5 separate regions of the Homo sapiens genome follow, and regions 1, 2, 4 and 5 are each linked to region 3. Evidence: chromatin loops called from intact Hi-C (ENCODE). Cell type or tissue: PC-3. All regions are shown on one strand. Links, peaks and the distances in the headings refer to the core of each region. The heading gives the core; the rest is flanking DNA.

Region 1 (5,978 bases), core at 295-5,294, 160 kb before region 3:
ATCCATAGCTTCCACAGTGAGCTAGCCTCATCTGTAGCTCCAACAGTGGGCTAGCCTCATCCGTACATTGATGGTGAGCTAGCCTCATCCACAGCACCAGCACCAACAGTGAGCTAGCCTCATCAGTGGCTCCAACGGTGACTAGCTTCATCCACAGCTCCAGAAGTAAGCTAGCCTTATCCACACACTGAGGGTGAGCTAGCCTCATTTGCACATCAATGGTGAGCTAGCCTCAGCCACAGCACCAATGATGAGCTAATCTAATGTCGTGCAAGTGTTCAGTCCAGACATTCTGATCCCTCCTCAGGGATGACAAATGGAATACTGCACACAACTTACAATGAAAAATCACCCAATTTTTAAAACTCAACAAATTTTTAAAGTGCTTTTACTGGCCACATACAGAAAGAAACAGTTTCACAGCAAACCTTGCTCCAGACTGCTGTGGTAAAGGATGGAGAGGTGGGGACAGGAGTGGAGGAGGGAGTGGGATGGCCATAGGAGGGGAGGGGAAGCTGGGTCCAGCAGCCCAGGATGTGGTCATGGTGTGACTGGTGCTGAGTAACTGGGAGGACTCAAGAGTGACGATGCCTGGACATCCTTCTATCTCTGACTCATGTTGGGAAGGTCTTTCAAACTCTTTTCATCTTGCAGAGAGGCAGAGCATTCTGGAGACCAACACTTCCTGGGCGGCGCTCAGAGTGGGTGACTCTGCAGAGAGCACCTGCCAGGTGTGATCTCGGACTCAGAGTTCAATCTGCATTTAGCTGACAATGAACTGCAAACTCTGAAAATGTTCACAGCCATGGAGAATAATCTAGAAATCCTCAGTCCATTGGGAAACAGTGTGGGTCAGGGAGTGTAACCAACAGCTGGAGGTGAAGCTGGGACCAGTCAGTGAGGTTAACCACACCAGGGAAGAGGAAGAGAAACCAGTCAGGGCCAAAACGGAGCTTTCATCGATGTCTGAGGGGGCCTTGTCCATCCTGTTTGTGGATTTGGTTGTGTGTGCCTGGGTATTAATTTCTTAGGGCCACTGTAACTGCAAACTGGGTGGCGTAAAATGACAGAAACTCACTATCTCACAGCTCTGGAGAACAGAAGTCCAAAACTAAGCTGTGGGCTGGGCCGTGCTCCCTTGGAAGGCTTGGGGAGGCTCCTTCCTGCCTCTCCCAGCTTTGGGTGGCTCCGCCCCTCCTTGGCTGGTGGCTGCAGCACTCCAATCTCTGCCTTCTGCTCTGTCTTCACACGGCCTTCCCTCTGTGTCTCTGTGTCCTCTTCTCCTCTTATAAGGACAACAGTGATGAGATTTGAGGCCTACCCCGCATGCAGATAATCTGATCTCAAGATTATCACCTTAATTACATCTGTAAAGACCTTATTCCTAAATAAAGTTGCCCTCTGAGTTCTGAGTGGACATGAATTTGCAGGGCAGGCTACTCTTCAACCCACTATGGTAAGTACCTAATTTGCTGCATATCTATTTTACCTGTATTAGTACTGATGGCAGTGGCTGTGCCACGCGGCCTGCCGCTGCCATCACATCAGCTGCAACAGGGAGGTGCAGCTGGGGTTGCACATTCTGTGGAACCAGCGGGAGCTGGAGACAAGTGAGAGCCCCACCTCTTCCAAGTTGGGATGGGAGCTCCCCAGGTGCTGCTGCAAACTCTGCCCTAAGCACGGCTGCCCAAAGCTGCAGACCCGGGCCTCCCGCTCCACTGAGCAGGCAGGGGCTCTGCCCTCCTGAGAGGGGGCTGCAGCCACCCAAATTGTGGCTGCAGACCTGGGCCTCCCGCTCCACTGAGCAGGCAGGGGCCCTGTGCTCCTGAGGGGGGGCTGCAGCCACCCAAATTGTGGCTGCAGACTTGGGCCTCCTGCTCCACTGAGTAGGCAGGGGCTCTGCCCTCCTGAGAGGGGGCTGCAGCCGCCCAAATTGTGGCTGCAGATCTGGGCATCCCGCTCTGCAGAGCAGGCAGGAGCCCCGCCCCTGCCCCAGGCACAGCTGTAGCCACCCAAACTGGGGCTGCAGACCTAGGCATCCCTGCACTCTTGGGGGGGCCTGGGAAGGCACTCTTGAGGGGGCCTGGGAAGGAACCCTTGTCCTTGCAGGCTCAGTGGTTTCTGGTCCTGCTGCCTAGCCTCTCCCCACTCCTGGCACCCACTTTGATCTCAGAGCAGAGGTGGGGCCAAGCCCAGGCACTTTCACAGCCCAACCAGGTGTGCACACACTTGGGGCAGTGCTGACATGCCAGCCCCCTGCCCCTTCAGCCCCCTCTGGACTTTGGGCACTGAGGAGCATGGGAGGAGAAGCTGAAGGAGAGTTGAGGGCAGCTGGGCACTGGCCTGCAGGTGCCCCTTGGTGCCAGCAACCTGGGTGCCATGAATGGCCACGGGAGGCAGACAGGCTCCTGGGCAGAAGGGGGAGGGTCCCCAGTGAAGCCCCAGCTTCAGGCCAGGGCAGGCATAAAGCCTGGGGGCTGGGCTGCCAGTTCTGAGGACCAGAGGGGGACATCATGGTGCTTTCTCCTGGGCCCATGCATGGCTGCCTGTGGACCAATCAGCATGCACTTCCCTGCTCTGAGGCCCAAAAAAGCCCCAGGCTCAGCCAGAGCAGGACAGAGGACAGAGAGATGACAGAAAGGATGGATGACTAGCTGCAAAGAGGAGCTACCATCTCTGCTGATAGCGGCAGACAACAGGATAACCAGCTGCAGAGAGGAACCGCCCACTCCAGGGCCTCCTCTCTGCTGAGAACTGAACACTCAACAGGACGACCTTCCCACAGAGAGGAGCTACCCACTGTGGGTCTCCTCTGAGCTATTCTAACACTCAATAAAACTCCTCTTCATCTTGTTTACCTTCTACTTGTCTGTGTACCTCATTCTTCCTGGACACAGGACAAGAACTCGGGCAAAGGTACCACTGGCCACAGAGGTTTCTGGCCAGAAAAGCAACACCCTAAAGATCCCATAACAGACCAAGATGGAGAAAGTGGTACTTACTCAATCTTTTCTTAGGGGACATCGTTTATGAAGCTGGTGGGAACAGGATAACCAGATTGGGTGGGCGATGAGACCCTCAGGGGCACACTTAGCACCAGTAAGTAACTGGCAATAATAAGCTGCTGGTTTAGCAGAGGCCAGCAGGGTTTCCTCCAAGGCTCGTGTGTTGCTGCTTGGGTTTTGCAGGGCTGAGGCCACAGCCCTGTTACAGGGACAAGCAGTGAACCACGGCCAAGGAGGGAAGTGCAGAGTGGGGCCTGCCTGCTGGTGGCACCAGAGAGCAAGGCAGGCTGGAGGGTATCCTCTGGGTAGGCTGCAGGAGTCCTCTGCCCTTCCCTATAAAATCTTAGGTGAAATCCAGATTTTGCTCTAGTGCTTGGCAGAAAATTGTTCTTCCTGGAGAATTCTCTGAGACATACATCAAGGATAAAGGGAGGCAAGAACTGAATTTACATGGAAAGAAAACCAACAACCAGGATGTCAGCCCAGCTCTCGCTTGCAAAAAACTCAAGAGCTTGCAGCCAGGGGTGGGGCTGTGGCCATGGTGCTGGGGGATCAGTTCCTGTCAACCAGTAGCCCTTGCTTAAAAATAAAAAAGGTGGAAGGGGCTTTTGGTCTCTGGGAAGGTGTGTCCTTGAACTGTCTAGGCCCCATGACATTTGGAATCTAGATTCTGGCAGGCATTAGGCCAGCAGCAACTGGTGGGGTCGAAAGACAGGTCTGGGCCTGTCCTTGTCCTGGAGTGTCCATGATGTGGTCTTATGGATGACCAGATGTGCTGCTCACAACCACCATGTAAGAAGGGTGGGGTAGTGGCCGTTAATATTATCTCAGTGCCATGGTTTGGATATTTGTCCCTTTCAAAATTCTGTCGAAATTTAATCCCCAATGTGCCAGTATTAAGATGTGGGACATTTAAGAGGTGATTGGGTCATGAGGGCTTTCCCCTAATACATGGATTAATCCATCCAAGGATTAATGGATCAATTGGTTATCACAGGAGTAGGACTGGTGGCTTTATAAGGCAAACCTGAGCTAGCACACGAGCATGCTCAGCCCCTTCACCATGAGATGGCCTGTACCACCTCAGGACTCTGCAAAGAGTTCCCACTAGCAAGAAGGCCCTCACCAGATGAAGCCCCTCAACCTTGGACTTCTCAGCCTCCATAACTTAAAAAAAAATTCCTTTTCTTTATAAACTACCCAGTTTCAGGTGTTCTATTGTAAGCAACAGAAAACAGACTAAGACACTCAGCATTCTGAGGAAGAAACTGAGTCTCAGTGTTGGCCCCAAGATAGCCCAGCCATGAGATGGCAGAGCCTGATTTCAAAGCCAGGTCATCAGGGATCTGCCATCTCTCACCTTTGAATTCTCTGAATCTCAATCCAGAGCTTTTCCTAGTACAATGTGTTTCCTCTACATCACATATGATGGGCAAGAGATCATGACTTTTATTTTATTTTATTTTATTTTTATTTTACAGTTTTGTAGAGACAGGGTCTTACTATGTTGCCCAGGCTGGTCTTGAATTCCGAGCCTCAAGCCATTCTTCTGTCTCAGCCTCCCAAAGTGCTGGGATTACAGGCAGGAGCCACTGCGCCCGGCCAAGATCATGACTTTTATTGGGAACATCTATTGGCTGCCTGTCTGTTTTGCCCCAGATGTGCCATATCTGTTAACCACCTCATAGTTCTTAGGGGGAAAGGCCTTCCTGGCTCCCTTCCAACTTGCCACTCATTGCCATGCTTGTGCCCACCTTGCGGCTGATAGAGAAGTGCCATAGCTAGCTTCTAACATTCCAGGATTCTGTCATCTTCACTTCTGCCTGGGAGCCCCCTTCTGCAATAGCATCCCCCCAACCTTCCCTGGCCTAAAGAGGATGCACCCCACGGAGCTCAGGGACACTGGCACCCCCTCACTGGCACGTTCCTGTGACTCCACAGCTCGGCGTGTGGCCCCTTCCTCCCCCTGCAGCCCTGCAGGCCCTGGTCGGGTGATGTTGCCCCTCAAATCCACTTGTTGTCTGGTGACCAGGAGGGGAGGTGGGGATTAATCCTTTGTGTGGGGTGTTGTGTGTGTGTGTGTGTGTGTGTGTGTGTGTGTGTGTGTGTGTGCTGTCTTGTAAAGCAGAGGCCTCTGTGTCTTCCCCAAGCAAGGGCAGAGCCCTAGGTTTTAACCAGGGAGGAGGGGGCATGTCCACAGCTCCAGTGGGTCAGGGCATCCAGGGTTCCCACATTTTCATGTGCATGGACTTGGCTATTCCCAGTCCATATCTCAGCATCCCAGTCCGCTGTTCCAGTTGGGCCTTGACTTTGGTGGAGACTGGCAGGATGGCCTGGGCCTGAGCCCAATCAGACAGCCCAGTTGGGAGCAGGATCTGTGGTGGGACCCAGACGTAGCAGGGCCTGATTAGAAGTGGCTGAGTGAACCAGGGAGGGCGGAGGGAGAGGGGCAGAGATACTAAGTCGTCTGTCTCTGCCCCATTCCGTAAAGTGTCATAAAATCTAAATCAGAATCACTGCTGGGGTAGAGTTAATAGACGGGGAGGGAAAATGAAATAGGGTTCTTGTAGAACAGGTCCCCAAACTGACCGTGCACAAGAATGCTGAGACGTCGACAGACACACAGAGGCACATGAGGCAGTAAAACGTGCGTTAGTGACAAACGTGCCAGCACTGTGCCCCGACCACCGGTCCTGAAGGAGACTTTCCTAGGAAACAAACAGATCAAGGAGGAAATGAAGACCAGGGAACAATCACACTTAAAATGGAATTGAAATGGTTAGGATCACAACAGCACTTAAAAAGATTTCCAGGCCTTTGAATATCTTCTTTATCAAAATAAGAAAAGAAAAGGATCAAACGGAGTCTGCAACCTATGATCTTAAGATCATAAGAAAATCTAAGAAAATCGGAGGGAAACATAACAAGTAGAAACAGATGGATTTATATATGAGAAAAACTTAAATGAGTCAC
Region 2 (5,978 bases), core at 377-5,376, 220 kb after region 3:
AGCCACCAAGAAAAGAGAATATGCCCCATTTGCTGCTTCTAGGGAGGTGAAGGCCGTCTCTCCACCTACATCAGCTGGTGGGGGAGCCCCCGGGTGACCTCACCTTGCCCAGACCACCCATCCGCCACTGCTTCCCTCAACCTTCTTCCTTAAGAATGGTGAGATGGCTCAACTGGAATGTTCCGCATGAAAAGAGACACTTCATGATCGCTTCCACTCGCGTTACTCCCCTTTCCCTTTAAAACAGTTCAACATTGCCTGGGTTTTATGTGTAAGTGGATCCGAAGACCACCCACGTGTTGGGAAGCTGAGGTTGCCAGAAACATTCCCCGATTTCCAATATCTCCCTTCCTGGAGCTGAGAGCTTCATCTCACTACTGGCGGCTTAGTGTTTTGCACAGAGGTATGAGTTCTCAAACAGTTTTAAGCAAGAGAGCCATTTGTGAAATAAAATTTTACACAGCAATGTGATTTCTGAAAAGGGGTGGGGGGCCCCCTCGTCAGTCCCCAGTGTGTCGCTCCATCTGTCCATGGAGTCCCACGACATGCCAAGCACCGCACAAGTCCCTGAGGACAAAATATCTGAGACCATCTCATCTTGCACTCAGAGCATTGACAGACTCCAGCAGGAAAGATGCTGCAGCAAACAGAAAACTTTGATTCGCTGAAATGAGATGTGACGAAGAAGAAACAATGAGGAGAGATGGGGTGTACTTCTGACCAACTACACTGTAAATAAGTCAAATTAATGCGACTCCAAAACCTTAACTAAATAATTCTGAAGATGAAAGAAGAAAGGGATAAGAATAATTCTACATTTTTGGAAAGAGGGGCAGTGGAGGAGGCTTGCCTTTGGGGATATTAAAACAAGTGAGAAAGCAATCAAAACAGGAACTTCATGGTGCAGCCGATGACAGGTAGAGGATGCCCCTGAAAAAGACGCTTCTAGCAAAGGCTGAACACGTGGACAAAGTTGTGTTACGGACGATTAGACTGAGGATGGAATTTTCAATTAATAATGCTTAAAAGAGTGACTCCTTGGGAAAAAAATCAAGTTAAGAGTGTCACTCCAAACCATATCCCAAAGTAAATTCCAAATAGATTGACAAGCTGAACGTTGAAAAGAAGCCATAAAATCTTTCAAAGAAAATAGAGGTGAACGTTTAACTGACTTTATAGTAAGCTGGGTAAGATCTTTTAAAGTACTCTATTGTCTTAGAGCATCTTCTGCTGCTATAACAGAGTACCTGAGGCTGGGGAATTTATTAAGAAAAGGCATTTGTTTCTGCCAGTTCTGGAAGCTGGGAGGCCTCAGGTTCAGGAGCCGCATCCGATGGGCTTCTGGCCAGGGCCTCGTACTGCATCAGAGCGTGGCCATTATAACAGCCCCATGCTTGTGGTAACCAACCCCTCCTGTGAGAACCCACTGATCTACCAATCCACGAAGGGATTACCCGCCTCCTAAAGGCCCCGCCTCTCAATACTGTTACCTTGGGGATTCAGTTTCAACGTGAGTTTCAAAAGGAATAAACATATTTCCCTTTGAAACATTTCATAGCAAGTATGAAAACAAATAACAAAGGAAAATTTTATCTAAAATGGGAAAGTATTCATACCTCAAATAATAAAATTAAGCAAATAAGAAGTCAGGAAAAAATACAAGTAACAAAGGTAACAGAGAGTTCATATCCTTACTGTAGGAAGGGTGCTTTAACACAATTATTTTTTAAAGCCAAGCTTTCAGTGGGAAAAAGAGGTAAAGACCTCATAGGCAACTCACAGAAGAAAAAAGTAGAAATGGATGATGAATGTAGAAAGTATATTAAACCACACAAATGCTTTCTTCTTTATACATTGCTATGTTTTCTAAATTGTGTAAATGACCATGTTATTTTCATAATCAGGAAAGAGTACAGCCAGTGTGAATTCATCTAGGTAAAGCTCAAAGCTAATCTTTGGAGCCAGGAGTTCAGGACAGGGTTCACCTCCAGGGGCTGATCGCTGTGAAGGGCGGGAGGGGGCAATCGCGTTCTTTCTAAATCTTGATTTGCTGGAGATCACATGGGTGTGCTCAGTCAGTCAAAATTCATCACAGTATACACTTCTAAAGCGTGTACTCATCTGTATTTGTATATGCTTTGATTTTTAAAGTTTACTTTAGCAAACTCAAAATATGTCTATGGCAAAAGAGATCACAAAAAAGAAACATATATATACGTATATATATGTACATGTACGTGTGTATATATATATATATATATATATAGAGAGAGAGAGAGAGAGAGAGAGAGACAGAGAGAGAGAGAGAGAGAGAGAGAGAGAGACGGAGTCTTGCTCTGTCACCAGGCTGGAGTGCAATGGCGTGATCTCGGCTGACTGCAACCTCCACCTTCCGGGTTCAAGCAATTCTCCTGCCTCAGCCTCCCAAGTAGCTGACAAAAAATATTTTTAACGCAGATGACCAATAAGGTGTTAATGCCTCAAATATACAGTAAGCGTTTATGAACCCACAGGAAAAAGCCAGACAACCAGCAATAAAGTGGGCAAGAGATACGAATGGGCAGAAGTGAGTCAGAGCAAATAAATCCAGCAAACCTGAAAAGATGCCTGAAGTCACGAGCAGCCAGGGAAGGGCATATTTGCACAACAGAGACATCATTACACCCATCAGGCCACATAAAGAATTTTAACGAAAACTGTAACACACTTTGCTGGCAGGGAGATGGAGAAAGGTCTCTAATACACTGCTGAGGGGCGTGTTAAGATCCTGGCCTCTTTAGGAAGCTGCAACTGCTATTAAAATCAAAATGCAAAGACCCTTCAGGTTGAATTCAAGCTAATGGAGAAGCTAAGTAGACAAAGCCGCCTTGCATTTTCAGGGAAACAGTTCTTTTCCTCCTGGTCTTCAAAGTTGTATGAGTTCCACTGTTGGATTTTCCTCATTTCTTCATCCTGGAAGGAGAGGCTGGCCCAGACCAGGGTCCATTCCCTGGTGCTGTCTGAGGACTCGTTCGGTCCTCGGGAGGCCTAGACCCATGCACAGGTCTCCTCTCGGGTCCTCTGGCTCCCATTCTGCCACTCCATCCATCGCATGCACTGCAGCCAGCAGGAGCCCCTGAAAACACATCTCGGATCACGACACCATTTCTCGGTTGCACTTGAATGAAACGTTCCTACCACACTGTCCGGGTCTGTCCCTACCAGCCCTTCCAACCTCCTTTCTCCAAACCCTGAGTGCCCTCCTGGCCCAGCCCTGCCCCTCTGACCTGTTTCAGTTTCTGAGCTGCACCGAACTCTTGTCCGTTTGGTGCCTCCAGTGCTGTCCCTTCCCTTCCTTGGGCGTGGAGAGGCCTCCATGTGTGCTCCCTGTCCCAGGAATATTCCCAGCACTTGCACGGTGGTGATTCATGAGTCTGTCTCCCTCGAAGGCTGGAGCTCAGGAGCTGGGACCCTCCACCTCACCGCCTGCCACGCCCCAACCCCAGCAGTGTCCCGCACGAGGAAGGAGCTGTAAGTACTGATGACTGGCACACTCGGGCCTCCTGCCCTCTGGCAGCTGAAATGTGAATGGCCAGTGTTGTGTGCTGGGAGAGGGAGGGTGGGAGAAAGGAGGCGGCCCCAGCCATCCTGGTGTCTCCTGGAGGTGGCAGTGCAGGCCCAGGACCTCGGGCCTTCCCTCACTGGCCGGGCGTCCTCCCAGTCCCTCCCATGCTGGGTGTCCAGACAACAACCCACAGGCCCAGAGGCCACTCTGGTCTTAGTCTTGGTCCAGGCCAAGCAGGGACTGGACCTGCTTGGTGAGGACTGTGGAGAGGACTGTGACCTCTCCATCCATCTGTTTCTGAACCTAAAAAATGGCCAAAGGGGAGGAAGAGGAGGACGATGGCCCCCAGGGCCAGCTCCACAGGTGTGAGGCCTGGGCAGACTCATAGGGCCCGGCTGAGCCCACAGGGACCCCACGCTCTGTTCAAGGCCTGGCCATCGCTGCCTTGGAAGTCTGAAGGCCTTCTGAACTGGGGGCCTCCAATTCCATTTCACCCTGGGCCCCATAAACAGCACACCCAGGCCTGAGAGCGCCTATGCAAGAGAGCTGTGGGCTGAGGGCTGAGGGCTAAGGCGCTGGCTGCCAGGCTGCACCAGGCTTGCAGGGACCGCTGGCCTGACTCCTCACAGTCTGAAGACACCTGAGGACTCCTGCGGCCATTGGCCACCCCCGCCGCAGGAGGCAAGTGCTGGAGAAGCTCAGCACCTTTTGCTTCTCTCCCCCACTGCTGTGGAGCCCCCTCTATGTGCTGAGAAAAGCCAGGCCACTCCAGGAACTCACCCTGCAGCTTCCCGTGGACACGTTACAGCTCCTGCCCCTCAAGCTTGGCGGGGGGATTGTAAACCCCTCTCCCCTCCCAGGTGGGCCCTCGCCAGGGCAGCTTTATGACAGGGATGATGGGCCTCGAAGGGGAGAGAACTCTGTTGAATATCAATATCCGGGCTCATTAGGAAGGAGATATTTCAAGAATTATATATGCAAACAGTGAAAAGGCAAATGGTTTTAATAATAACTTATTAAAAGGCCTTTCCCCGGACTGAGAGTCCCATAGCGCATAAAGCCCCCAGCACTTAGCGGGATGGATTTAAGCAGCAGAAGGCACGCGCCGTGCAATTCTCCCCATAGCTCTGCTGACACGGGTCCCGTCTTGGGGGCTCTGGTCTGGTTTGTTTTTCAGCGGCCCAGGAGGCTCGGGTCTGGCTGGGTGCTGGGTTCCCATGGCTGCTTCTGGCTGCAGCTTGAGCCGAAACGTAGACTCCATTCTTCCAGAGCTTTCCGAGGGCACACTATAAACCCAAGCCGGCCCTAGTGAGGCACCTCCTCTTTGTGCCTCAGTCTCCTGCATCTGTGGGTGGGGAGGGGCTGAAGTCATGGGCTCTGAACCTTCTCCACGGTGGGCACCCCCCTCTGTCCGGATCGCTGCCAGCTATGCTTGGATGGGCCCAGGACAGAGGGCAGCAGAGCCGGCCGAACCTGGCACTCAGGCGCCAGCCCCACAAGAGAGCCTCAGTTGAGGGATGAAATCCAAGATTATTTAAATACCTTCTGTTCTAACTTTGAAAAGCAGATGAGAGAAACACTTGAGTTGACCTCTGAAAGTACAGCCTCTAAAAGCGGGCTCTTGAATTCACTTCACCTCATTTCCATCATCCACAACACTTTTTCCGTTGTGTGTTAATAGCTCTTGAGAAAACGAGGTTGGCTCAGCCGGAGGTGGGATGGGCTTCCCTGGAGGACCGGCCATGGGAGGGTAACGGAAACCCACAGGGCACCGGGTGACTGCCTGGGGAGTGGGGTGCAGGGGCAGGACACCAGCCCTGGAGCCCTGGAGGGGCCCAGAAGACCCTCACTCCCTGAGGGAGGCCAGGACTAGAGGCGAGGTAAGGGAAGCCAGTTCCTGGACACAAAGAGGGAGGCCAGGGGAGGAAGGGCCGAGCGCCAGATTGGAGCCCTGGTAGCCGCCAAGGCGATGGAGCTCTGCAGGCGGCAGGTGTGGGCTCAGGGACCTCAGCTGGGCCAGAGAAAGACCCAGTGCAAGAGTCAGGAAGTGCTGTTCTGGGCAGGGCCTTGGACAGCAAAATCCAGCACCCATTCTACAAGGAGAAAATCAAGGGGCAGACAGGCAAGGCACGGCCCCCAATTCTCACGGGCAGTTGGGGCTGAGCTGGGGTCTGCACTCGGTTCCTACACCTCAAGGCAGAGCCCACTCCAGCAGGCCAGTCTGCACAAGGCTGGACCAGTTAAGGAATGCAATGCAAGCAACTGGCTGCTCCCAATGTGAACAGCTTAGTGTGAACTCTGCGCCAAGCTGGACAGGGCAACGCCCAGCCCTATTTAATCGATGTATAATGAAGTCGGGGTCCATCAGTAGGCCCTCGGGGACCCCACCCTGACTTGCCCTTCCAGCCTGACCTCCTTGGGAGTACAGCTCAGC
Region 3 (5,978 bases), core at 440-5,439:
GAACCGAGGCTATAGCTTAAAACACAGCCAAAGCTTTAAAGCTTGGTCGTCCAGATTTCTGTGTGACCATTTTAACACAGGGCATCTCTAGTTCCCAATGGAAATATTTCTTTTCCGGCACTTTCATTTTCTGAAACAATTTACTGGAGTTTCATAAAAAGAGAATAACAGCTTTGTGTTTCATTGTTGAGGATTTTACTTCACTTTACATAACTTTTCCTCATTTCACTTAGTGGCTATTTGAGGAGCTTGACTGAACTCTAGGTAACCTCTTAGGTTATGCCTGCTGGATTTCAGGGACCTGGAGCTGCTGGTGCTGGCAGGCCAGTGGTGACTCGGGGTGCCTGTCTGACCGCCTAGGAGCTGGGACTGGGCTCTCTGCGTACATACAACTGCATGGGGGACAGGGGACTTCTGCCTTTGTTTGGACAAAGGATGCGGTAAGACCAGAGAAAAGGAAGGCTTTACCTGTGGCTCTTTGCACTTTTAATACTCTAGAAGGAAATAGTGAGTCTACTTTAATGGAAAATAGCGAATCTTTTGCAGGACTCAAAAAAGGAAGTTTGCTAAGAGCAAGGAAATGTGAAGGAGTTGGAGCGACAGCGTTAGAACATTTAATTTGGCTTTATGTTGTAATTATGACTTGCGGGAAGTGGCCTGGCGTGTATGAATGCTGTTGCTGGAAAGAGCACTTGAGCATCAGCGAAAATTCTGAAAGCTGTGTTTACAACGGACGCACACACAACAGAAAGCAAACCGTGGAGACGAGGGTTTTGGAAACGTGCCCTCCTCGGCATTCATTATAACCAATAATTAATTAAGAGATTTTTTAAAGTCCCTTCCTTGGCATCACGTTCCTCAGTGAGAATGCGGATGAGAAGTCAGAGGTGTTTGGGACATAAGTGCAAGTAGTTACGGGCAGGGTTTTTCAGTTTTGGTTTTTAAAGAGAATGAAAACGAAGTGGGGAGACAGCGGCACAGTGTGCGGTGCCCTGCCGGCCAGGCCACGCTTTCTCCACCCTGACTCCCACGTTCGCTCAACAGTATGAGAACTTCACGGTAACATGGAAGGGATCCCCGCACTCCCTCTAATGCTATTTCTGTTCGATGCGTTCTTTGGCTGCGAATTTGAGAACTGCCTTTTTGGCAAAGCCAGTGAGTTTTGTGTTTTCAGATCAACCGAAAGGACGTTGACTTTCAGGTTCCCGATCCTTCTGAATCCAATCCCAAATTTAAAACAGCATCCGATCCTGGCTACAGCCTGAGCTGGGCCCCAGGTCAGCCAAGCTTCCCAGGTGGAAAGGAAGGAATCCAGGTTGCCCAAGATGCTGTGGCCTGGGTGACAGTTACCAGCCTCCAGAGAGGCCTCAGCCTTCGGGGTGCCTTGCTCAGAGCAGGCACATACCTCTCACCGCAAGAGCCATCTGACCATGGTTACTCGACCCCTCCCCCAGAGTGAGTTCACTGTCCACCAGAGGGGACAGCTCCCACTGCCAGGCTTCGGTGAAACCACGTGGACTGTGGAAGCAACCCAGTGTCCACTGATGAATGAATGGAGAAACGAAAGGTGATTTATCCGTAGGGTGGGACAGCACCCGGCCTTGGAAAGGAAGGGAACATGGACGGCACCTAAGGATGTTCTGCTGAGTGAAACAACCAGCCACAAAAAGACGAACCTTGCACGATTCCACTCACATGAGGAAGCTAAGGGGTCAAAATCATAGAGACGGAAAGTAGGATTGCGGGTGCCAGGGCTGGGGGAGGAAACAGGGAGTTCGTGTTTCATGGGGGACAGAGTCTCATTTGGGAAGATGGAAAGTTCTGGAGCTGAATAGTGGTGACGGTTGCACAGCAGCGCAGATGTGCTTAATGCCACTGAAGTGTGCACTTAAAATGATAAAAATGGCAAATTTTATGTTATGTATGTTTCACCACAATAAAAAAGGGAATAGCATTTTTCTTGTCAAATGGGGCTGGTGGTAGCTGCTCTGTAGCCTCATAAAGAAGTTCCTAAGTTTTTTTTTTATTTCCTTTTTTTAAATTTGGGTTTAAAACTGCTGTTTCCTTTTTCACTGTGGTAAAATATACATAACATAAAATTTACCATTTGAACCATAAGTTAGCCCAGGCCCTGCTTCTGGCCCCTGCTCTTCCTGAGTCCTGGTTGGTGCCCCCTTCATCCGTCCATACTTGCCACAAGCCCCTCTTGTCCGGTCCTGGGCACAGAGGTCCTGGTGGAAGAGACAGTCCCTGCCCAAGAACAGGGAAGGACATAGATGGGAGAAGGGACCCACTGCCCAGGGGACCAGCACCAGAGCTCAGCTCTCGGGCTCCCTGCGTGGCCCTGGCCTCTCGACCTCGCTGGACTCAGTCTCCTGACGTCTCCAGTGAAGAGCTGGAGTGGTGAGTCCCAGAGCCACTTCCGGCATGGGACAGAGGCCTGTACCTCAACACCAGCGATTTGCTGTGTGATCTTAGGCAAGTCAATATGTGTCTCTGGGACATACAGTGAGTTGTCTAAGATCACACAAACCCCCCACCACTTTAAAAAAAAAAATGGAGGGGATTTGATCAAGATCATGTCAGGATCCTTTCCAGTTTGGACATCCTGTGATTTTGGAATCTTCACCCACAGTTCTGAGCTTTTAAAAAATCCACATTTGTGTTATTTCCTTGTGATAGGGGAGAATAGCCCTGATGTCAGATCTCACTTGCTTATAGTGCTGTGTGCGTGCACATGTGAATAAAGGAATGTTCAGAAACGCTTTTCCTAACAGAGAACCTGTTCCCCGGGGCCAAGCGCAGAGTCCGTGTAACTTGCCTTTGAAGTGTGTCACCTGCTGCGTGACCACAAGAGGGCGGTGCATGCAATGGATTTTGTCAGCACGCGGGGGCCAGAGCTCACAACTTTAATTTGAGAGTTTTTCTTCCCTGGAGTCTCTTGCAGGGTCTTTCTCTGGGAGGCTCAATGCCTCCCGCATCTTCTTCAACAGGCTGAACACACATGTGGAAGCAGCTGAAGAACTGAGACTACTTAAAAGCAGAATATTTTGTAATCACCAAATAGAATCCATTTCGTAATAAAACTGGCTACAAAATATTTTAGGGTTCAGTATGATACATCACAAAGTAATTTAGGCAAGGAAGCACACCAGGCTTAAAAATCAAACGTGGCACCCTGCAGGTTTGCAGCCATGCCTCCAGCAGGCGGGTCGGGTTGGCGAGTTTCTAAACTTTGAGGAGGGAAGGCTGGGTGGCCAGGCTCCATCCAGAGCCTCTTGGCTCACTGTGCCGCCAGCAGTGTAATTGCATCCTGGTGTGACCCACAGGCTGTATCTACAACACTGCGCTGGTGAAGCAATGCTGTTACTAGATTTGAAAACAGGCAAAATGGCTCTGAAAGGAGAGAAAAATGGAAAAGCTCCTTTCCCCAACATTCCACTCCTCTGTCTTCATGGCCTCTGCGTTGGTCCAGCCAGAGGGATTATTTGAGTCCTGTGTCCCAGCCCACCTTTCCCTGGCTTAATGGTGCAGCCACACCTCTGGTTGAGAATACACGCCTGTGTAACTCATTGATTCTGATCTCCTTCATGCTCAGCACCTGCTTCCTTTAGCATCCCCAATGCAAGCGCTTCGAAGCCCATGCTGACAGCCTGGTCATATATCCTTTGGCCCCTCTGCATAAGTAGGAGAGGGGAGAGCTCCTCCTAAAAGTGCTGTGCCCTTAGTAACTGACTATTATTGAATTAGAATGGTGGAGTGAGGAGTTCCTCTCTGCCAGGCACTGTCCTAGGATTTGCATTTGTGAAGAATCACTTGCTTTCCAATTGACTTTGTAACTTTATTTGTGATTGGTTTTCAATGGCAGCCAACATTTCTTCTTTAACTTCCTCTATCTCTCGCTTTTTCTTCCTATGGTCATCTAAACACCTTGAAAAGATGAAGACATCATATATGAAAGTTAAGGCACCATGGGTCATGCATCTTTTAACTATAATTTTGTCCTGGGATCTGCTACCGACTGGTGCTATCAGTAGTCGATAGCACAGTGCTAGAGCAGAGAAGAAAGACTCCACACAGCTGGGATTAGAGACAAATTTGTTACATTCACACTTCAACCCAAGTTTGTCAGACACGTGTCTAAACGACCCATGAATTATTTATTAAGCAAACATTTATTAAAAGCCTACATTGTGCAAAACGAAGTCACTGAGCCTTAAGGATGTGATATGAATTAATTCAACAGGTTCCTTGGCCTCAAAACTATCACCGTGAGAAACAAGACACATATACAGATGTGTGTGAAGAGAGCAGTGACACTTCTTCAGCTGGTGACAAATGCCTTCAGCGCCCTTTGTTACTCCCAGTTAAGTTCATTTGCTCATCCGTTCATGTAATCTACGCGCATGCAGTTTCCACTGAATGTCAGGTGCCATGTCAGGCATGGGGGTGTTGAGATGAGGAAGGCTGACCTAGTGCAGATGGACTGAGTGTAAGGTGCCATGTCAGGCATGGGGGTGTTGAGATGAGGAAGGCCGACCTAGTGCAGTTGGACTGAGTGTCAGGTGCCATGTCAGGCATGGGGGCGTTGAGATGAGGAAGGCCGACCTAGTGCAGATGGACTGAGTGTCAGGTGCCATGTCAGGCATGGGGGCGTTGAGATGAGGAAGGCCGACCTAGTGCAGATGGACTGAGTGTCAGGTGCCATGTCTGGCATGGAGGCGTTGAGATAAGGAAGGCTGACCTAGTGTAGATGGACTGAATGTCAGGTGCCATGTCAGGCATGGGGGCATTGAGATGAGGAAGGCCAACCTAGCGCAGATGGAGAGAACCACAGCACAAAGACTTTGTCACAGACCAAATTTACCCTCCATAGGAAACAAAAACACACAAAAAGCAGACCAAATATGAAAAACAACGGTCTTCCGAACACTGGAAGGAGGCAGTGAAGGACAGTGATCCCTGTGGGATGGGAAGGAAACCATTGAGCCCTATGGTAGCCCAATGCACTGCCTTGAGTTTTCAGGCCACAGAACAAGAAGGAGGCATCTCCTCCACTCAGGCAGAGCCCAGCAGACTCTCTGAGTTGGGAAGATAGAGATTTCGGGGAGACCAGTGCAACTACCCTTGGCAGGGCAGAGTCCCAGAGAGGAGAGAATCCAGAGATCTGCAGAGGCTCACCTTCAGGATTGGCGGGTGTGTGTGAGGAAACTGCCCAAGACCGAGCAAAGAATCACCTTAAAGATGAAAGGAAATAATGCCTGGCACTCACATCGGTCTGCAAATAGCACCTGTGCCCACATGACAAACTGGAAATCTCAGAGGACATCGGGTGGCGTATCAGTACTTGCCTGAGTATTGGAGAATAAGTACCCTTAGTGTAAACGAGGTTCCGGTTCCACCTAACAAACTTCAAAAGTAAGATCCAAGAGGATCAAGAAACTCAGTCGCATCCCAGAACAAACCTCAAGAATATGTGCAGATATACAAAAACACCCAGCACCCAACGAGATGAAATTCTCAATATCTGGCATCCAATCAAAGATTACCAGGCAGATAAAGAAACAGAAAAATATGTCCTATAATAAGGAGAAAAATCAATCAAAACAGACCCAGAACTGATGCAGATGTTAGAATTAGCAGACAAAGAAATAAAAGTTACCATAACTGTATTCCATATGTTTTAAAAGTGGAGTAAAGATGTGGAAGATATAAAAAGGACAAATTAAAGTTTTAAAGATGAAAACTATAATGGCTGAAATGAAAAACACACTGGATGGATTCATGGCAGGTTACACGTTACAGAATAAAATATTAGTGAACTTGAAGACACGGTAATAGAAGCTCTCCGAAATGAAACATAGAGGGGAAAAAAGTCATTTTTTCTTTTTGAGAAGAAGTTGGGCCAAGTTTCTTCTTTTTAAGTTTTGTTTTTTTTGTTTTTGTTTTTGTTTTTGAGGCGGAGTCTCACTATAGCC
Region 4 (5,978 bases), core at 642-5,641, 190 kb after region 3:
TAATTCACCTGTCTTCCCACCCTCCATGGGGTAAGCGCTGGGGGCACGGTGCTGGGTGCTGGGTGCTGGGGACAGGTGTGGGCTGGGCTCTGAGTTAGGACGAGCCACTGTCCCATTTGAGAGTCTCCAGCCCCATCATGTTCAATCCCAGCTCAGCGGATTTTCACACCCAAATCACTGCCTCCTGCCCCCAAATCTGGAACTACCAGTTTAAAAAAAAAAAAAAAAAAAAAAAGTCTGTGAGATGGACGTGGCACTGAGGAGGGGAAGTAAGCCAGGAACCACACAGGGGACCAGGCGGGCGCCAGGCCCACCCAGTATCGCCACCCGGGGACGGCTTTAGCCACCCGAGCCTCCAGCGTGGGGGGAGCGTTCATTCTCTGAGGTCGTCATGAGGCTCAAAGGGAAGTGAACATACAGTGTTCTCAAGGTGTTACATTTCTAAAGTCATCTCAAGAGACAGCCAAGCAGAAGGCGAGAGGAAGGAAAAGGCGGTGTCCACACCTGCCGATGGACTCGGGGAAACGTGGACCCTCCGCGGTGTCCCAGGGACCCCAAGCTCCATGTTCCCCAGCAAGGCCTGGGTGACACCACCTCTATTTGGGCCAAGGTGAGACCACTATGGTGGGACCACTCCCGCAGCCCCTGGGACAGGACGGGACGCCCCAACAGGGAGCCCCTCCCCACCCACGTCCCGCCACCTCCTCCCAGCTTCCCAGCGCCCTCCCCAGCATCTGGCGGCCTGCGGAGCCTCCCACTCCGAGGAGGTCTCCTCCATGGACTCCAGGCAGAGGAGGACGCTGTCCTGCATGCATCGCTCCCTTCAATGTCCCATGCCCAGGAGGCTGCGCCACATTCTTGGCAGGCGGGGCCTGCCTCATCCTGCTTTGCTGTACATGTGGGCCCCATTTGCAGGGGGCACCGCGCTGGGGTGGAGGAGATCCAGAGGGGTGGCTGTGGGACTGGCCTTAAACACTTCCACCTGAGAATGTGGAGGGAACACCCCCCAAGGCGATGAAAGGGACCAGAGAGCAGGACGCTACGCACCAGGAAAAGAGGAGTGGAGAAGCCCCCAGTGTGAGAAGGCAGGAGGGGGTCCTGCGGAGGCCGTCAGTGCCGCTGCTGAGCCTCGAGACCCCCAGCAGGAGGCATGTGGGGGACAGGAGAGCAGTGGGGTGCAGGGCCAGCCCACTGCACCTTCTTGCCACTCAGGGCTGGCAGCTACCAGGCTACCCCAAGGAGGCCAACCCCCAGGCTCTCATCGTGGCTGCTGCCCCAGCATCCGTGGCAGCCCATCGCTACAGCATTGGTGGGGACATCTGCAGGCTCTGCCAGCCTGGAGCCCTGCCCTGCAGCTGGTGAGGCACCCCCACAAGGTGCCAGAGACCACCTGGTCCAACCATCACTTCCCACACAAACAAACCAAGATGCAGGTGTTTAGTTAGGCATCAACTAGCTTGGGTTAGTATCCGTTGCCTCCGGCAGCTCTTCCTTTCCTGGTCTGAGGGGCTCCAGTGAGGGCTCCAAACAGCCCAGAGTCTTATTACTTGTATTTGAAAACAAATGCACAAAGCCGCGGGAAGGGCAAAGCCCTCCCAGCACTGGCTGTGCCTAGTCCCTGCAATCTGACCTCACTGCTCCAATGCCATTAGCTCCAGAACAACCCCTCTTCTCCAGCAGCAAGGACTTCAGGACTCCCGGGCAGACCCACGCGGGGCAGCACCCCTGCAGATCCAAGCCTCATGCACTCTCTTCCACACCTGGGCCCCTGAGGCTCCTCCACGGACTGCTGCGTTTCCTATTTCTTCCAAGACAAAATGGACCCATTCACCTTTTTCCCTCATGTCCCTCTCTCCCTTCTCCTCCCTGGTCCCACTAAAAGTGTGAGCTTCCAATGCTTCCTGGGTTTGAAAAGTTTCACATGATATCAGTACACAGAGACAGTTCATTTTGGTATTTGGGCTCTTGTCAAGGTTAAAAACCAAAAAATGGATTGACCCATCACTAGACAAAATCAGAATAGTCAAAGAGGTGACGTCATGGGGGAAATTCCTAACTCACGCATGCGCCATGGTCTGTCTCCTGGTCTTTGTCATTCACACGTTTTAGATGAGCATTTATTTACTATGCCCATAATCTGTGCTGGGCACCGTGGGCCCAGAGATCCCTGAGGCACAGACCCTGTCTCCAAACGCAGGAAAACACAGAGATCGTGAGAAAGAATTGCAGCTTTCGTGGCAGAGTACACGGCACGCCTGTGTGGGGGTAGGCAAGGGCCTCTGAGCCAGGACAGGGTAGAAGGGACAGTGGAGGGTCAGGAACACCTTCCAGAGGGGCTCACAGGGAAGGAGAGGGAGGGAATGACCAGGGGAGAAACAGAAAGGAACAAGGCCAACTCCAAAGGCCAGAGCCCCTGGACACAGCGGGGCACAGGAGGCAGACAGGCAGAGCCAGGGATGGGGGATCCCACGGGGAACTGAGAGCGGGCACAGGGTTCAAGCACAGGCATGGCAGAATGTGCTGTGCATTGTTTCAAGGTCCTCTCGGTGGCTGCATAAGGAATGGACTGACTCAGAGTGACAGGGTGACCCAGAGACCCAAGAAAAGCGGCAGCAGGAGAACAACCTGTGGCACTTAAGATGCCCAGAGCCATCCTGCGTGCTTTGCAAACATGAGCCCATGAAATGCTTGCCACCACGCAGTGGGGTGGGCACTGACATTGCCCCGATTTACAGAAAAGGCATCTGGGACACAGAGAAGTTGGCCTGCCGAGGTCTGGGAGTGACCCCGAAAATGGAGCAGGGCCTGAAACCAGGCAGTGGTGAAGGGGTAGGAAGACAAATTTGGTACAGAAACACTTAGGACTCAGTGCCCAACCAGGGGCAGGAATCTGGGAGAGGTCTGGGATGACCCCCAGGTCCCTGGTTGGGGTAACTGGAAGAGCTCAGGGCTGTAGGGAGAAGAGTCTATTTAAAGGGGAATGGAGGGGTCCCACTGGGGGCGGGACAATTTGGGAACATTAGTGGGATGTTGGGGGAGGATTAGATCTATAAGTCATGGACACCCAGGTCAGCCCCAAAGGGTAAATGTGTGGGGTGAGTAGAGAGCTAAGAAGCCACAGGAGACCCCACATCACTGAGTCCTCCTGCCTGATGGCCCCTCCAGGCCTTGGGACAACCTGCCCTAGGATTCCTGATTCCCAGTTGAGGGGAGAGAGGCCTGGGGAGAGGCAGAGCTCTTAGAGCCCGGGAGGACATTCTTGCTTCAAGGCTCAAGTAGGGGGATGAGAAGGAGGACCCTTGGCCGAGAAATTTCATGCAGTAAGGAGGGCTCAGAGTGGCTTATGCGGGAAAGAGGAAGTTCAAGAGCACCATAAAGGGTTAGAATTTCAGAGAGGAAAAGAACCTCTTAACACTTCCAATAGGTGATTTTCTCTTAAAAAAAAAAAAAAGAAAGAAAGAAAAAGTTTAAGAAGAAACTTTACAAAGGGAAAACGTAATGTTCAACCTCTGGGCAAATTCTAGCGGAAAAAGGGAGAGAGAGGGGTGGGTGGGAGGCTAACACAATTTATGGGCCCTCAGAGCCGCGCCAGCTTGAGGTGGCGGAGCCTCTTGGCCCGGGGCCTGCCTGCTGACTTGAGCTTTGAAAAACAACTTCCTGTCAATAAATGTGAACAAAAGTTTGGACCCATCTTCAAAGTGATGAGTTATGCTGAAAGTATGTTCCTGCAAACGGGGGGAATGGATTGTTCCTGGCGCTTTGGCATTCAAGAGAGTTTATAAATAACCACTCAGCTCTGCTCGGGTTATGCCTGCTGGGAGTGCCCAGTGCCAGCAAGCAGAGGGAGACCTGGGGAGCGGGGCAGCACTCCCTGGTAGGGCTGGCACAAAGTGCCCAGAGAAGCGCAAGTCACGTCTTGGCGTGGGAGTAGGGGGCTTCCCCAAGCCTCTGTTCAGGGCTGGGCAACCGGGGACCCCCTGGACCAGCTCTTCCATTTGCATTTTGGAGGGAAAAAAGGAAGGAATGGATTCTACATGTGGTTTCCATCGGCCCAGAAAAGTAAAAACATGTGTCAGCGTTTCTAGCAGAAATGGTCCTTGTTATTTTAATGAGAAAGACCATAATTAGGGACAACAGTGAAAAAGAAGCCATGGGTCCCCTTTGTGCCCTCCCCTCAACCGATGGGGAGCAGTCGCCCCAATGAACAGTCCTCCTGCCCTTAACCTGCTCCACCAGCACGGGAGGAAGGGAGAAAGCTGGGGACAGGCAAGTCCTCCAGCTCCAACAGTTCCATTCTCAGGGCTGAAGGTGCCGCCCAAGCAGCTCATTTGTCAGCGTTTAAACATCATTACAACGTTAACGGCCTCTCTGATGCCAAAGAGTTGGCTTTGCACGCCTATAAATTAGAGTACATCAAACCAGAGTTTATTGAGTCTTGGCCAATCAGAAGTAAAACTTCCATAACTTTTTACAATTCTCTACATTCTTCCAATTATATTAAAATATTTATTTGCACCCTGCATGATATATATAAACGTTTTATTAAGAACATTTGAAACCTGGTTCTTTAAACAGAAAAAAGATCCACTCCATGCTGGCAGAGGTCCGGCCAGTATGTGCTGTGTCCAGTTGGTTTCATGGAGGGAAACAGCTCTGATTGGATTTTCGAGGGATTAGCAAGAAGGAGTGGCAGAGCACGAAGCTGGCTCCCAATTCATGGCTGCGCCTCCCTTAGCAAATCCCCTGCATTTGGTCGTGACACCAATGAGGAGCAGGTCCCTGTTTTGTCTCTGCCTGGGCTGGCCTGTCTGGAACAGTCTTCTAGGGTCACAGTGCACGTCTGCCTCTGGGCAGCTGCCTGACCCAGGCCTCCACGAGAGCAGGGAAGAGGCACAGAGACGTTCCATGATGGCTGGGTGAAGAAGCAGGCAGTCGGGGTGAGTTAGGTTAAAACCCAAAGCCCCTTCTGCCCGGCCCTTTCCTGGCTGTGTGCTGTGGGGCCTGGACTCCCCCTCTCTGAAGCTCAGTTTCCTGTCTCTAAAGTGGGTGTCACAATGACAGCCGCCACCATTCCTCCACTACCACAAGAATCATAGGTGGTGACCTGCCTCATATTCCCGAAACGTCTCTGCGCGGCAACATCCTCCTTTGAGCCTCGTCTCATCCCATCGTTGCCTCCTCCTGAAGGTCCTTCTGCTGCTGACACATCAAGTGCATGGGGACATCCGTAGCACGTGGCCAGCCAGGAGGACACTGAGGCCTGCCTGAGGCCCTATCTGTGGGTGTGATCATAACGCCACCAAGAACAGCTCTTGTGCTTACAGGGTGCTAAGTCCTGACCATCTCAGGACATCCTTCACACTGCCCTACAAGGTAGGGACTCTCGCTGCAGATGAGGGAGGTATCTCTCAGTGGGGTAAAGGGTTTGGCCAAGGCGGTACAGGTCGCCCTCAGGCTGGCCAGCGCGTAGCACTCCACAGCCACAGCAGACAGCATCACAATGAACTACTCAGGAGCAGGAGGGCAGGCTCAGGTCCCAGGAAGAGGAGTGTGGCCACAAGCAAGATTACCCGCCTGGCCTGGAAGGGACAACCGAGCAGAATTTGAAATAAGCAGCAGGGAAGAGATTCTGGTTTCTGTGGGGCCCTCATCAGAAACCCCATAGGGCCCTTCACCAGAAACCCTCTGCCTGCAGAGACCACCTGCAGATGGGGGCCTCAGCTGCCTGCAGTTGCCCAGGGCATGGAAGCACAAAGCTCATTTCTGTTACCACATCACTAACTGTAGGATTGGACCTCAACATGCATACTGGTTCTGGCACAAAAGGAGCTGATTTCTTGTTCTTGCAACTGTCCCAGGCAGGGGTTCCTGCTCAGCAGATGGTGCCTCTCCTAGAAGTAATTCAGGGACCAGCCACCTTCCATCCTAGGCCTCCATCACAGCCCTTGGGCCTCGCTGTGGTGTGCACCCCCAGCAGT
Region 5 (5,978 bases), core at 671-5,670, 320 kb after region 3:
AGAAGGAAGGAAATAATAAAGCTTAGAACAGAAATAAAATAGAGTGTGAAAAAAGGACCAATTCAAAAGATCAATGAAACAAAAAGTCAGTTTCTTTGAAAAGATAAACCATATCAACAAACCTTTAGCTAGGCTAAGAATAAAAGAGGATAGACACAAATATATAAAATCAGAAATGAAAAAGGAGACATTACAAATAATATCACAGAAATATAAAGGATCATAAGAGACTATTATGAACACATATACAACAAAAAATTTGTAAACAAAAAAGAAATGAATACATTCCTGGATATAACCTATCAAGATTAAATTATGAAGAATAGGAAATTTTAACAGACCAGTAACAGGTAAGAAAATTGAATCAGTAATAAAAAGTCTTCCAAGAAAAAAATAAATAAATATTTTTAAAAGCACAGGACCTGATGGCTTCACTGCTGAATTCTACCAAATATTTAAGGAAGAACTAATACCAACTCTGCTCAAAACATTCCAGAAAATTGAAGAGGGGGGAAAACTTACTAACTAATTTTATGAGGCCAGCATTACTCTGATTCCAAAACCAGATAAGAACACAACAAAAAAGAAAACTATAGGCCAATATCTCTGAGGAACACAGATGCAAAAATTCTCAACAAGATACTAGCAAACTAAATTGAAAGGCACATTTAAAAGATCATTATGATCAAGTGGGATTCATCCCAGGAACATGAGGATGGTTCAACATATGCAAATCCATACATGTGATATACCACAGTAACAAAAAAAGGCAACAAAATGATCATTTCAATAAACACAGAGCATTTGAAAATCCAACATTCGTTTATGATAAACACTCTTAGCAAATTAGGTATAGAAGATATATATATATACCTTGAAACAATAAATACAAGATATATATATATCTTGTATTTATATATATATATATATACACCTTGAAACAATATATCTTGAATATATATACCTTGAAACAATATATCTTGAAAACAAGATATATATATATACCTTGAAACAATAAATCTACAGTTAACATCATACCGAATGGGGAAAAGATAAAAGCTTTGCCTCTAAGATCAGGAAAAATAAGGATGCCCATTTTCACCACTCCTATTCCACACAGGACTGGAAGTCCTAGGCAAAGCAATTAGGCAAGAGGAAGAAATAAAAGGCAATCTCTATGGAGTCTAAAAGATAATGCTTGAAATCTAAGGTCCTTTTTAGTATCAGTGACAAGGCAACATTGGATGTAGCGCTTCCCCTGAGATGACATCTCCCAAACTAAGATCAAGAAAAGCAATGCCTCCAACTCCCCAGAGCATCAGAGAAGGCCACGTGAGTAGGTCAAATCTTCATCCCCACCTGGCAGTAAAAGGTGGCCCTTCCCCTCCCCACTGGGTTTGTGTCAAAGGAAGCACAGTAAAGCCTAAATGTCTACCACCACCCATACCCAGGAGTAGTAAAACATCCTTCTTCATCCTTTTGGGTGGCAATAAAAGCTGAGAGGGGAATTTGGACTTCCACTCCTCCTGACACTTTCTTAGGTGACAAAGTGTCAGAGGAAGCTTGAAAAGACAGGAGATTTAAATAAGATCCTGAATACCCAAAATGTCCAGGATACAACTTAAATTCACTTGTCATACCAAGAACCAGGAAAATAATCAACTTGAATGAAAAAAACTAGTAAACAGACACCAATATCAAGATGACACACACACGGGAATTACATGATGAGGGTTTTTTTATTTGTTAATTTTATTTATTTATTTATTTATTTATTAAGACAGAGTCTCGCTCTGTCGCCAGGCTGGAGTGCAGTGGCACAATCTCGGCTCACTGCAACCTCTGCCTCCCGGGTTCAAGCGATTCTCCTGCCTCCGCCTCCTGAGTAGCTAGGACTACAGGCGCCCACCACCACCACACCCAGCTAATTTTTTTTTTTTTTGTATTTTTAGAAGAGACAGGGTTTCACTGTGTTAGCCAGGATGGTGTCCATCTCCTGACTTCATCATCTGCCTGCCTCAGTCTCCCTACATGTTGGGATTACAGGCATGAGCCACTGTGCCCAGCCAATTAATTTTATTTTTTAATTGACAAATAATAATTGCACATATTCATGGGGTACATAGTGATGTTTCAATACATATAATGTGATCAGATTCAAGTAAATAACATACCCATCAAATGTTTATCATTTTTCTGTGTTAATAATATTCAATATCTTGATGAAGATTTTAAAGCAGCCATCATAAAAATGCTTCAACAAGGAATTGGAAACATACTGGACACAAATTTTTTTTAAACAGAAAGCCTTGGCAAAGAAATAGAAATATGAAAAAGAAACAAATGGAAATATTAGAACTTAAGAATACAATAACCAAAACAAAGACAAAAACTCACTGAATAGTTTCCACAACAGAATGGGGAAGACAGAGGAAGGAATCCGTGAACTGAAAGAGAGAACAATACAATCTAAACAACAGAGAAAAAAAATACAGACTGAAAAACAAATGAACAGCACCTCAGGGACCTGTGGGATTATAACAAAAGATGTAACATTTATGTCATGAGAGTCCTGGGAAAAGAAGAGAAAAAGGGAGGGACTGAAAAAGTACTCAAAGAAATAATGGCTGAAATTTCTCAAATTTGGCAAAAAAACACAAACTTATAGATACAAGAAGCTGAGCAAATGGTAAACAGGATAACCTCAAAGACATTCACATCAAAGATACATCATAATGAAACTCCTGAGAACTACGAACAAAGAAAAATCTTGAAAGAAATAGGAGATAATCGGCTGGGCACGGTGGCTCATGCCTGTAATCCCAGCATTTTGGGAGGCCAAGGCGGGTGGATCACCTGAGGTCGGGAGTTTGAGACCAGCCTGACCAACATGGAGCAACTCCGTCTCTACTAAAAATACAAAATTACCCAGGCATGGTGGCGCATGCCTGTAATCCCAGCTACTTGGGAGGCTGAGGCAGGAGAATCACTTGAGGTGGAGGTTGCGGTGAGCCAAGATCGTGTCATTGCACTCCAGCCTGGGCAACAAGAGCAAAACTCCATCTCAAAAAAAAAAAAAAAAACAAACAGAGAGATAATCAACACCTTACCTATGTGAAAGAAGCAATTCAAATGACAGCAGATTGCTCATGAGAAACCATGGAAGCCAGAAGGAAACGGCAGAAAATTTTTCAAATTCTGAAAGAAAAGAACTGTCAATGAAGATATCCTTCAGAAATGAAGGGGGTGATCAAGACCCTCTTGGATTCAAAAAAAACTAAGAAAATTTGGCACCACAAGACCTATCCTCAAAGAATGCTTAAGGAAGCTCTTGAAATGGAAAGGAAATGATAAAAGAGGGAATCTTGAAACATCAGGAATGAAAACAGAACAATAAGAAGGGTAAAAAAAAATGGGTAAATACAAGAAATTAGGCTTTAGGAAAACATTTTACAAAACATGTATGTTTTTTCAGGCCCTTGCAATGGTTACTATCAACAGATGTATGGACAATGAGTACTTGGGAAATCACTAATTCTTTTTAGGTTGTTTGAAAAAGCTAATTTAGAAGGGGTTTATTTAGGTTTTGTAAAGAAAAAATGTCTTTCTGATTACTTTGTTTGCTTTTCAAAATATCATCATCCCTATTTATGAGTCAGATTTTCCACAGAGAGCATTACATACTCATAAAAACTTGAATTTTATTCCTGAGCTTATTCCAAATACAGTTTCCAGATTTAGCAAATAAAAAATACAGGAGGACCAGTTAAATTTAAATATTGCATGGGACATAATTATAATAAAACGTATGATTTATCTGAAAGTCAAATGTAAGTGGGCATCATTTAATCCTACAGGATTTCCTATCATCAGTGTTGGAAAATAAATAAAAGTCCATCTTCAGAAATGCCTCATTGCCATGATCCTATGGTTTGAATGTATGTGCCTCCCCACCAAAAATTCATATATTGGAACCTAAGACCCAAAGAGGTGGGGTCTTTAGAAGGTGATTCAGTCATGAGGTCTCCTCCCTCAAGAATGGATTTGTTCCCTTATAAAAGGGCTCCAGGGCTGGGCACAGTGGTTCATGCCTGTAATCTCAGCCAAGGGGCTGGGAGGCTGAGGCAGGAGGATTGCTTGAGCCCAGGAGTTTGAGACCAGCCTTGGCAACATAGTGAGACCCCATATCCACACAAAAAAATTTATTTTTAATTATCCTGGTGTGGAGGTACATGGCTGTAGTACCAGCTCCTCAGGGGGGTAGAGGTGGTGGGGATCACTTCAGCCTGGGAAGTCAAGGCTGCAGTGAGCTGTGACTGCACCACTGCACTCCAGCCTGGGTGACAGCGTGAGACTCTGTCTCCAGAAAACAAAATGGGGGGGCAGCTCCAGCGAGCTAGTTAAGTGCCCTTCCTCCCCCTCTGCCATGTGAGGACACAGAAACGAGGTACCATCGTAGAAGTACCTGGCCCTCACCAGACACTGAACCTGCCAGTGCCTTGATCTTGAACTCCCCAGCCTCCAGGACTATGAAAAATAGCTATGATTTTTAATTATCCAGTCTCAGGGACTGTGTTACAGCAGCAGGAATGGACTAAGACACATAGATTAGGATATTGTGGGGGCTTTTGACACATAGATTAGGATATTGTGGGGGCTTTTTTAAAGTTTTAACTCAGAAGGGTAAAACTTATCTCCTTCTAGTGGTCTTAAGAAGTAGAAGGCTTTAGAGCTACTCGGGCAGAGATCAGCTACGGGTCTCTACACAAGAAGGACCCACCACCCCCCCTCCAGCACACCTCCCTACCCTGGCTGTTGACCTGTACTTGTTCACTGATCACCTCTGCCGCCTCCTCCAGGCATGAAGATGACAAACCTGTACACAGACCCTTCCCCCAAATGTTTGTTGCTAGGCATGTCTAAGATTACAGGCCTCTGGTGAGAGATTGGGGTGGGGTCACCACTCAGCTGGGAGGGGAGGGAAAGGTTTCCTGGCAGAAGCAGCATCTGAAGTGGGGCATCCAAGAGAGAGGAAGGGCCCTGCACAGCTGTGCAATGAGCAGGCCGTGTGGTCAGGGGAAGTGCACAGCTCTCCATGCTGGGGCCAGGAGACAGGGCACAGGGCTGGCTGGCCACAGCAATGGGTTGGGAAGGCGAGGGCCAGTGGATTGGCAACCCTCCTCAGGAAGCTTCTCAAGTCTCTCCCCAAGTCCTCCATCCTGCTGTTACCTGGTTACTGGGACATCAAATGTGGTTTGCACACCTGGAATTCCGATTGGGTTTTACAAGCCGTGAAATGTGAGCTCTCAGCGCAGCACGACCTCTCCCGCCCGGGGCCCCTCGGTCCTCTAGAGCCGCCCTGGAGCCCAGGGCTCACCACAGCTTGGCTCAGAGCCCAACTGTGCCTTCTAACGCAGTGTGGATATCCTGTTTGGGATTTCAAATCCATAAATGCACATTTCCCAAAAACCCCTTCCCAGGGATGCTGGATGGCCAGACTCCCACGTACAAGACCTGCAGGGAAAGCAGCCTGGGAGAGCCACAGGCAGCCCGGGGCGCGCGGATGGCAGGGTCTCTGCAATGGGCTCCCCAGAGGCTATTTTAGTCCACAAAATGAATTCATTTTTGTTGAAAAACATCATTCACTCATTCCTTCACTGACCAGCATTGATAAAGCGCCTACTATAGGAAGGTTCTGAGAGGGACAAGGACGCACAGCAAACGAACAGGCTGCCTCATTCCAAACCCAGGCCGCTTGCTTCTGTAGAAAGCATCCGTTACTCTTCTAATCCACTCTTAGTTCCTCAACGAACAGGCTCCTCTTCAGCTCAGAAGGCATAGGGCACGGCATGAGACAGGCCCTGGGCTTGGTCCTGGCACCGCCAGGGCGGGGGCCCACCACAGCCAGCTGTGTCTCCTCACCTCCCTAAGCCTCAGTGTCCACAGTGAAAGCCGAGACTGAGCTAGACTCCACTGGC

What was found. A loop is a pair of places that touch in the nucleus more often than their neighbours do. Peaks named below come from ENCODE experiments on the same cell type or tissue, not always from the same donor. Only the 100,000 strongest peaks of a DNase experiment are listed, where the experiment ranks them.
Region 1: a loop joins it to region 3, with 3 times the contacts of the local background. A loop is called at or near these places in 11 of 110 quality-filtered maps.
Region 2: a loop joins it to region 3, with 13 times the contacts of the local background. A loop is called at or near these places in 2 of 110 quality-filtered maps.
Region 4: a loop joins it to region 3, with 3.0 times the contacts of the local background. A loop is called at or near these places in 5 of 110 quality-filtered maps.
Region 5: it touches region 3 in a loop (6-fold over the local background); 3 of 110 quality-filtered maps call a loop at or near these places.

Annotation. Positions count from the first base shown.
Region 1 is chr2:238,943,209-238,949,186 of GRCh38, reverse strand. No RefSeq gene overlaps it. Among named protein-coding and RNA genes, the nearest start is that of LINC01940, 20 kb to the right of the region's middle. In PC-3, for the core only: a CTCF peak has its summit at 3,270 (motif pointing right); DNase peaks (open chromatin) are centred at 606 and 1,046; H3K4me3 peaks cover 1,982 bases; H3K27ac peaks cover 2,118 bases.
Region 2 is chr2:238,558,047-238,564,024 of GRCh38, reverse strand. No RefSeq gene overlaps it. Among named protein-coding and RNA genes, the nearest start is that of LINC01107, 5.5 kb to the right of the region's middle. In PC-3, for the core only: no CTCF peak of the experiment used is centred there; a DNase peak (open chromatin) is centred at 2,584; H3K27ac peaks cover 838 bases.
Region 3 is chr2:238,782,058-238,788,035 of GRCh38, reverse strand. No RefSeq gene overlaps it. Among named protein-coding and RNA genes, the nearest start is that of TWIST2, 63 kb to the left of the region's middle. RefSeq lists an enhancer at 4,045-4,548. In PC-3, for the core only: CTCF peaks have their summits at 2,637 and 2,839 (motif pointing right); a DNase peak (open chromatin) is centred at 2,845.
Region 4 is chr2:238,595,058-238,601,035 of GRCh38, reverse strand. No RefSeq gene overlaps it. Among named protein-coding and RNA genes, the nearest start is that of LINC01107, 43 kb to the right of the region's middle. RefSeq lists an enhancer at 685-1,200. In PC-3, for the core only: no CTCF peak of the experiment used is centred there; a DNase peak (open chromatin) is centred at 3,725; H3K27ac peaks cover 385 bases.
Region 5 is chr2:238,465,646-238,471,623 of GRCh38, reverse strand. No RefSeq gene overlaps it. Among named protein-coding and RNA genes, the nearest start is that of ASB1, 42 kb to the right of the region's middle. In PC-3, for the core only: no CTCF peak of the experiment used is centred there; a DNase peak (open chromatin) is centred at 3,643; H3K4me3 peaks cover 353 bases; H3K27ac peaks cover 1,769 bases.